Regions from separate parts of the Homo sapiens genome. Here region 1 is linked to region 2. The links are chromatin loops, found by intact Hi-C in ENCODE. Cell type or tissue: endothelial cell of umbilical vein. All regions are shown on one strand.

Evidence for each region. A loop is a pair of places that touch in the nucleus more often than their neighbours do. Peaks named below come from ENCODE experiments on the same cell type or tissue, not always from the same donor. Only the 100,000 strongest peaks of a DNase experiment are listed, where the experiment ranks them.
Region 1: a loop joins it to region 2, with 8 times the contacts of the local background. A loop is called at or near these places in 2 of 110 quality-filtered maps.

Annotation. Positions count from the first base shown.
Region 1 is chr7:53,245,205-53,250,204 of GRCh38, reverse strand. No RefSeq gene overlaps it. Among named protein-coding and RNA genes, the nearest start is that of POM121L12, 210 kb to the right of the region's middle. In endothelial cell of umbilical vein, no CTCF peak of the experiment used is centred here; a DNase peak (open chromatin) is centred at 3,014; H3K27ac peaks cover 625 bases.
Region 2 is chr7:53,117,773-53,122,772 of GRCh38, reverse strand. No RefSeq gene overlaps it. Among named protein-coding and RNA genes, the nearest start is that of POM121L12, 85 kb to the right of the region's middle. In endothelial cell of umbilical vein, no CTCF peak of the experiment used is centred here; a DNase peak (open chromatin) is centred at 3,022; H3K27ac peaks cover 2,908 bases.

The DNA.
Region 1 (5,000 bases), 130 kb before region 2:
GGGCTGGAAAACATTCATCAATTCCTTCTTTCTAGACGTGTTACCTTGTTTGTTTTTTTCATTTAGGAGTCTTATGCTTCCTACCTGATTAAGTGAAAAAATTTATCTGAAAGTCTACTTGTTCATCCATCATTCATTCATTCATTCATTCATTCAGAACGTACTGCAGAACTCAAGGTACGTTCTGCAAGAACATACTGCAGAACTCCTCTCTAGAGGAGAGGCCTGTACAGACTATGAAGACTGCGTTTTATTTCTGAGCCACCTCAGAATGCATAGGAGAAACAGAGGAAGTCAACACACCTCTGGGCAGCAACTTCCATGAGCACCCTGGGCTTTGGGATGGCAAAAGAAGGAGCTCTCTAGCTTCGACTGCCCTGCATGAGGCTGGGCCAGCACAGGGTGCTTCTGCAACTGGGTGCACACTGTCAACAGGGTTTTGGTGCCTAAAAGTGGTGGTGGCAAAAAGCAGAAAACTTAGAAAACTTATGTATTTAAAATAGGCAAAGTGGCCATGGAATAAAGAATGTAACTAAATATGTTTTCTGGCTTTCTGCATTAAAATATGTTTGCTGGAAAATAACTATTTTCTTCAAGAAATAATTATTTAAAAATAAAAATTACTTAAAAATGATATTTTGAATACAATTGATTTACTATAAAACTCTGTTACTATAAAACTCTGTGTTACTATAAAATGTTGTATTACAAATTGAGTAGTCATTCAGAGTTTTCATTGCTTCCCAGAATAATGCACAGTACAAATATACAATAAAGCTTCCCACAGTATTCCCATATAATGAAATTCCTTTATTAATATTTTTTGATATTTTCTTTAAAATGTTCTATGCATTTTACCTATTTGAGAACATATGTTATATAAAGTTTTGTCTTCCTTTTTCAGCAATGGCCTCTTTGCCTTAGGCCATCACTGGAAGCTTCCTGAGGCCTCCCCAGAAGCTAAGCAGATGTCAGTGACATGCTTGTGTAGCCTGCAGAACCATGAGCAAATTCAACCTCTTTTCTTTAGAAATTAACCAATCTCAGATATTCCTATAAGCAACACAAAGAATTTCTCTGTTATAAAATTCTATTTCTATTCTATTCTATTTCTGTTATAAATTTCTTGTGAAGTCATGTTAAAATATATTATTTTTTCCTGTTACATCTTTAATAAATTGAAAAATTTAGAGAATACAAAAAATCAAATACTAGATTCAAAACAAAAAAAAAATCGAAAATGATGCCACTCCAGCTAATAAATTTGTGTTATTCACATGGCTGTCTTTCTTTACCTCATAATTCAAAATTAAAATCATTAAGCTATAATTACTGCACAGTTTTCTATTTATATAGTCTCTTTTTATGCATGAACATGTGATATATTATTTTTTACAAGAGGGTGATTCCACTATGAATATTGTTTTGTAACCTGAATCTTTTATCCAAAATGTGTATCATGATTATTTTCTGATTTCCCTAGTCTTATAAAAACATGTTTTATATTGCTGCAGATGAGAAAAAAATATGCATATATATATATAATTAATTATATACTATTTCTAACATTCCTTAAAAGCTATATATATATTATAAATATGCTTATGACTCTGGGAAATTTACTTAACACTTTTGTGCTTAAATTTTCTCATCAGTAAAATGGAAATGAGGATAATACTGCAAAAGTTAGGTTACAGTCAACAGAAACCACTCTGGGTATTTCACTTAGGAAATCTAACATTGGAAATTGGTCATTCAGTTATGGGAAAGCTGAAAAATCAATAAGCCAATAATGCTAAAGGGAAGTGAGATTAATATCCTCAAGAAGCAGGTATGCCCCATAGAATTTGGGGAATAAAGGGCCTCCAACTGGCAGAACCTAAACAAAAAGCCAATAGGTGAAGGGGTGTGAGTAATACACAAATTCCCAGGACACGCATCAAAGCACATATAGTATAGGATGGCCCCAAAGCTGAGAGACCGCAGATAAATAACTAGCGCAAGTCCGCCTCACAGGGATGGTGAGAGAATTAAACGAACTGATACACACAGAGCATTTACAGCAAAGCCTGATAACAGGGTAAAAACCAAATAACTGTTGACTGGTATTATTATTACTTAATTAACTTAAATCTCTCATTACTTATTTTCTTCATTTTTTATCTTAAATTTCAAAATCCTTGTGATGAATTAGCTGAAGAAAAATTGAACTCTAAAAACTACATGGTGCAGGAACTCCGAGCAGTCATTTACTCTGATTGTGTTTCCCTTTCTCCAGTAGGAAGATGCTCCCGATTGAAACTGTATCAAACCAGTTCTCTTTGTAAACTTTTCCCCACTCTCTCTGTAGGGTTAAATGCTTTGTTTGCTTATAATTCTTGAGGAGTCTTTTTTTTTTTTTTTTGGAGACGGAATCTCTCTCTGTTGCCCAGGCTGGAGTGCTTTGGCGTGATCTCGGCTCACTGCAACCTCCGCCTCCCAGGTTCAAGTGATTCTCCTGCCTCAGCTTCCCGAGTAGCTGGGACCACAGGCGCCTGCTCCCATGCCTGGCTAAGTTTTTTGTATTTTTAGTAGAGACAGGGTTTCACCATGTTGGCCAGGCTAGTCTCGAACTCCGAATGTTAGGTGATCCACCCGCTTTGGCCTCTTAAAGTGCTGGGATTACAGGTGTGAGCCACCGCGCCCGGCCGAGTGGCATTTTGAAAACAACAGACATGACCACTGTTGTTTTCTGCTGCACAGTAGTGACGATGTGGAAAGAAGGCTGGAGGTGCACACATGAAATTCATGGCAGAGCCACACAGGAGGGGTGGAGAATGGGTGCCAGCAGATCACGCTGCACAAGTCCCTGTGTCACTGCAGGGTTCTAATCAGAGAGTGGCTTCGTTTGACTTATTTTTATAAAAATCACTTTCACATCTGTTTGCAGTCTGATTGGGTGAGGATGACAAGTGAATAATCAGGGTGAGGATTTAGGAGTCTACTGATGTAATCTAGGTGGGAAGTGACTGTGCCCAGACTCAGCTGAGGAAAGTGCACCTTGATGGAAAAGCAAGTTTTGAGATCTATTTTTAAGAAATAAATGACTCACAATAAGTAATACTTCCTTTAGAAAACAGGAAATTATCTCATCAGTACTTCAATTTTTATATATTTTAGCTGCATATTTTATTCTATTGTCTATACAGAGGACCTAGTTTTACTTACCATTATTTGAAAATAGAAATTGATGACTACTTTGATCTTATAAATGACAATTTCTATGATATATACATATCCAATATATACTTATCTTAGAAATAATATATAATATATATATTAGTTGTTATTTTAACATATTTCCAAGTATTTACAAGCAATGATACTGTAAATACCATGGCTTGGTTGGTTGTAATTTTATTTGACTGGAATGAAAGAAAAATTAGAATGCCTTACAAAAAAATTGAGTGTTAAGAAAAACTAGCATGAATAAATGCTAAATATTTCAATTAGGCCACACTGCGGCATACGTTTTAGATTTAAAATGGCCAATTTTAAGTCATTTCAGTGCATTTCCTTATTAATAGATTCAAGAAGAGAAACCTATATGGAAGACACTTAGTAAGTGAGATACTTAGAACTTGCAATAGATTGAGAAGAAATGTGTGTTTCAGGATAGTAAATGCTACTTCTTTTTGGAGGCCTGGAATGATCTGAAATATAATATCTATTAGCAAGTTAAGCAATATAAGTATTTAAAGAATAATGCTGAAAGATACTATGAAGCTCTTACTTCAACAATGGAGGACTAGTCTTACACTTTGGGAGTTAAAAGCTAAACAAAATTATGTTAAAAAAGCTAGAAATCTAACTTTTGGTCATTTTAGAATCACCCTATGAATTGGAAAAGTAGTGTGATAAATAGCCTCTTCCTGACCTCACTATTGCTACAGTTACCAACTAGAAAGCAGAGAATAGAGTAACTTACTTAACAAAAGCTGAGGGTCAGTCAGTGATCTCTTCTGGCACCTCTGTAAACAAAACCAGAAGAGAAATCACAGCAGTTTCTACCACATGCGAGTTCTTAAAAAGAAAAAAAAAAAAAAAGAATGGAAGCATATGGCAGTCAGTAGTATTTGTCTTAGTCTATTTAATATTGCTAGAAAGAAATACCTGAGGCTGGGTTAGTCATAAAGAAAAGAGGGTTATTGGCTCTTGATTTTGCAGGCTGTACAAGAGGCATGGCCACGTCTGCATCTGGAGAGAGCCTCAGCCTCCTCAGGCTGCTTCCACCCACGGCAGAAGGCGAAGGGGAGCTGGCAGGTGCAGAGGTCACAGGGCAAAAGAGAAAGCAAGAGAGAGAGTAGGGAGGTGCCAGGCTGTTTTTAACAACTAGCTGTTGGGAACTAATAGAGAGAACTCACTCATTCCTTGAGGCTTGCACCAAGACATTTATGAGGGATTCACCCCATGGCCCAAACATCCCGCACCAGGACATACTTCCAACACTGGGGATCACATTTCAACATGAGGTTTCAGGGTGACAAACATCCAAACTATAAAATATTCCTTTCAAGATGTAAACATGTTAGTTTATTTTTAGGGTCTATCAGTCTACAGGATGTTAGAATGCTAGCACCTCTAATAATTTATTGTCTGGAAATGCCAGAGAAAAGTTAAAAGTCAACTAATTCAGATCAATCTATTGCATTAATAATGAACATATTATAAATTTGCACATTACTATTTGGAAATAAGTTGATATAATGCCTTGAAGATGTCACCTAGGGCTGGGCATGATGGCTCACGCCTGTAATCCCAACACTTTGGGAGGCTGAGGAGGGCGGATCACCAGGTCAGGTATTTGAGACCAGTCTGGCCAACATAGTGTAACCCCATCTCTACCAAAAATACAAAAAATTAGCCAGTGTGGTGGTATGCGCCTGCAATCTCAGCTACTCGAGAGGCTGAGGCAGGAGACTCACATGAACTCCGGAGGCAGAGGTTGCAGTGAGCCAAGA
Region 2 (5,000 bases):
TAAATTAAGAGCTGAAGCATTCTCTTCCTAACAAAATAGCAAGTAAAATGAAATATCACACCACAGGAGGGATTTCACAAATTAGTGTCAACATCAAAAGCTTAAAACCGGTAAGGAAAATGCAGATTCACAATTAACTCTTCTACTTGTTTTGTTCAGAGAAGAGATGGTTCTGAGAGAATGACAGTGAATTAACACCAGCTGGTTTAGTTGGTGCTTTCAGTTGCTGCTTCTGATGAACTCCTTTATCTAGAATAAATTTATGAGGATTTTGGCATGTGGTATTAGATATGGTTATTAATTTTTTCCTCTAATTTGCATTGTTCAATGTGGTAAATACTAGCTGCTGTATATGGCTACTTAGATTCAAATTCATTACAATGAAATATACTTAAATATTCAATTTTTTAGTCACTGTTGGTTCATTATTTAATATCTTCAGCTAAGATTTTCCATCTAAATACACTAAGAGGTGGCTTAGTTAACTGGTTGTCCCACAAATATTGAAGCTGTTGTTAACTCCTGATATATTGTCTGCAAATAGACTATTCATGAGCTTCCTCCTGAAATCAGCAGCCTAGGGATAATTTTATAAATTGGATACAAGTTGGAAATCTATACTCTTTAAGGTTTTGAAATATTAGCTTCCCACGGAAGAAAATCAAATTCTTAAGATATGTTAGGACAATTTAACTCAAGACGTTCAAAACTGAAATGACATATTCTACAATATGTTATAAAACCACCCCCTAACAACCTAAAGCAAAACAGGGATTGAACTTAAAGGTCTGCCTTTTCCTCATCCCCCAGCCAATCAGTTTTCAAATCTTGCATTTTGTTTTGAAAGGTCGTTATACCCCTAGTCCCTTGTTTCTAGACTTGGCACATATCTAACTTTGTTACCTCTGTCTACTGACTTTCCTCTCTTCAAACAGTATCTATGCCTGCCAAATGTGAACATACAAAAAACAAATCAGAATGTGCCATTCTGATTTAAACTCCTTGTTAGTTAACACCCTCAAGATAACATCTGGGTTCTTAGCTGCACTGAGTCAAGCCTACTTACATCTTTTTTTGTCTTCTGCTGCACTGTTCCTTCCACATCACACTCCAGCAATGCCAAGCTTGCGGGCCTTCTACCCCACTTCCACTATTTTCTGTCTGCTCAAGCTTGACTCTGAAGTACCATGCTCACTTTAATCTCCCTAACTGGCCAGCTCTAAATCCAGCTCCAGTGTTTGGGGGAGAGGCTGCTGCTGTGTCACCAGGGCCTTCTTCAGACAGACAAACTTTCACATTTCCAGTGTCCACAGCAAACGGACACAGGAAGACTCACACACCGTGTAACTAAAATAAAGATTAATCGAGTTGATAAACTGCTAAATAAAAAGTGTTTTGCCCTACTAGAATGGCAAAAAAATGCTGTATATTAACAAATTGAAAACTAGATGCAAAGCTATACTTATGTGACCTCTAATTGCTGAAATACCAACCGCTGTTATTGCCATTGGGTGTTCTGTTATGGGCAGGAGAGGTTTGGATGAATAAAATAAACTTGGTTAATAAAATAAACTTATATAATGTATTTGATTAATAAAATATAGTTAAAATATAAATGTAACCAAATAATTATTTGTTTAATAAACAGATAATTCATACATTTATATATGTTTCCTACGTATAATTTGTTTCTTCTACTTCCACTGTAACATTACAAATTATGTAATTTTTATCGTGATGTTTACATAATATTTTCTTTCGAAAGTAATGGTCAAACTGATTAAAAATATAAATATATTCAAAATGTACAAAATTTGACTTTTTTTTTTTTTAAGACGGAGTCTCACTCTGTCACCCAGGCTGGAGTGCAGTGGTGCCAACTCGGCTCACTGCAAGCTCCGCCTCCCAGGTTCATGCCATTCTCCTGCCTCAGCCTCCCGAGTAGCTGGGACTACAGGCGCCCACCACCACACCGGCTAATTTTTTTTATTTTTTCGTGGAGACGGGTTTTCACCATGTTAATCAGGATGGTCTTGATCTCCTGACTGCGTGATCTGCCCGCCTTGGCCTCCCAAAGTGCTGGGATTACAGGCGTGAGCCACCGCGCCCAGCCTGAATTTTTTAAAATACAGTTATTAAACACAAAAGCTTCTATATAGGCTTTCAAAGTTTTTTTTATTCTAATATTCAAAATGGCTTCTTATAATAAAAAGGCAAAGGTGAATTATGACTAACAAATATTTAAAATGTAATTAGAGCTAAATTGTGTAATTTTTGATACTTTGAGTAGATCTAATTAAATGTTTCATAAAAACAATAATGTTCACATTCAGTGTCAATGTGGAAACTCATGTGAGCAATCGATAGGATACTTCAAGCATGTTACATGCAGAACTAAATCTATGCAAATTTAATGATGACAGAGGTTGTATAGTATTCCAAACTACTCTTCAGACACCATGTGTCACTGCCATAATGAGCACACTAACTTCTCAGTACCTTAACACCCACAGTTTGGAAAAGGTGGAGAACCACGAAGACGGATGCTGTACACTACTGAGAAAAGAGAATTCAATATGTAAAATTTGATTACATTTATATGATTTGTAAAAAAAAGATTTAAAAAGTTAAATAATGCATCTTTTCTATTAACTAAACACACCTGTCACTCAAACCTCAAATTTCTCACTCTGCCTACTTCAATAAACCTGACGCATGTGGGGTTTGTTCATTATTGCTTGTTGAACAGTAGTTCTTGCCAGCGTCTGTCTCTGCCGGCACAGGCGCAACACACAAGCTTTAATGGCATTACTTTTCTATGGGTACAAAGGACAAGAAATGTTGGAGAAGTGTAAGAAGCATGTGCCTGTGGACTGATTGCTGTTATTCACAGGAGGGAATGTTTGTGGTATAAATCACGCTGAGGCAGAGCCAGTTCACCCTGCATTTTAACCAGTTCCTTAATGCAGAATACAATGAATGCGGAAACAGGGCCACAAGCCATCTGTAACCCTAAGGCCCAGGTCCTGCCTGACTCTCCTTTGCTTAGTGACAGCCTAGTGCAAAGCTTATGTTGAATAAAAGAAATCTGGGTCAGGAAAAAGCCAGTCTGACTCTCAAAAAACAAACTCTCAAGAATAGCTTTCAGACAAACCTTAGCAATGAGTACCTTGGAATGTACTCATTACGAATGATTCATTACGGAAAGAAGGGGTTATTTTTAACCAGAAAAAAGTGGAATGTCCAGAGAGATAAGTAAAAAGTGGTGGTAATTAAGCTCTACAGCTAAGACAGGCAGAACAGAGTGATAATGTTTATCAAAGAGTGTAATTTAAGAAAAAAACTGAAATCAGAGAAAGAGCAGATAAAATAAATTTTTGTTTTGTTTTATGATTTTTGAGTTAAATGCTATTTCTAACTCAGAGAAGACAGATTTTTTAAAATTTACAGGAAAGGCAATGAAGAACAACATTTTAACTAAGTTACTATATATTTTGTTTAAAAATCCTATAATTCGATTTTAACAGCAAAATAGATGTTGCTTGTTGAAATAAAATATCAAAAAGAAAAAATTTTGTGTCTGTGTATGCATATATATATATATATACACACACATATATGTATGTGTGTGTGCGTGTATATGTGTGTGTGTGTTAGTCCATTTGTGCCGCTATAACAACATTCCACAGACTAGGTAATTTATAAACAGCAGAAATGTATTTCCCTGAGTTCTGAAGGCTCAGAAGTCTTAGTTCAAGGAGCCAACAGGTTTAATGTCTCTGGAGGGCTTAACCTCTACTTCCAAGATTATGCCTTGTTACTGCATCCTTCTGAGGGGACAGAAGCTATAGATTCACACAGTGGAAGGGATGAAAGGAGGGAACTCACCCCATCCAACTTTTTATAAGGTTGCTAATTTCATCCATGAAATTGTACCCTCGTGATTTAATCACCTCCTAAAGGCCTCACTTCTTAATAATGTCAAATTGGCAATTAAGTTTCAACACATGCAATTTGGGGGACATTCATACAACAGTAATGAGATTATCTATTTAGTTATCTACCTATACTTTTGTATAAATTTTTATAAAAACTATCTTTAATGTATTTAGCATGCTTAGCAAGATTTTTGTATACATTTTATCAAGTATTGAACATTCCATTATCAATTTTAACAAGTGGAATATTTTAATTCAATTCCACACCATGAAAACTTACTTTACTTCCAATATTTTACAACTATATCTTGCATCTAATTTTTTTCAAATGTACTTTACTATTTTATTAAGGCAAATTTCTAGAAGCAAGATGACTCTGTCAAAAAGCATACATCTTATTAACCTTCTGTTAAATGTTGATTGCCATCCCCAAATATTAAACTAATTTAGGATCCCATCATTAGTGCATGAGACTATTCAGGGCTGTAATTGTTTGATGTATTCATCTTTAAAGTGTGTGTAACCTTTCTTTTTGCACAGCCTAGAGAAGGAAATGACATGCAGGGAGGAAAAAATCACATAGAAGTCTTTTGATTGCTTGAAGCAGTATAGTTGTAAACTCTCCTTTTGGACTACATGACAAACAAATAAACCTAACATCATTCTGTAAGGAGGGTCTTACCTGGTTTTCTTCCCTCTTTAGGCCATGACCATGGCTGCATTTCTCTGGGAGTACATGTTTAGCCCGAATATACATGCGTAATCCAAATAATTGGGAATAAACAAAAAAAGGAATTCTGACAAGGCAATAGTATTTGGGAATGCGTTATTATATTTTACAACCTAAAACCTTGGATAAATATATTTACATGTGCATCTATAAACACTGGGGTAGCTACCCCATTTCTCTTATTACCATCCTAGACCACATCACCATCATCAACTAGGCACTTACCTATTCCCCCACTTCTTCCTGTGTCTAGTTGACACACATGCATGCACATGCACACATACACACACACACACACACACACACACACACAGTCCTCTCCATGGCAGCCA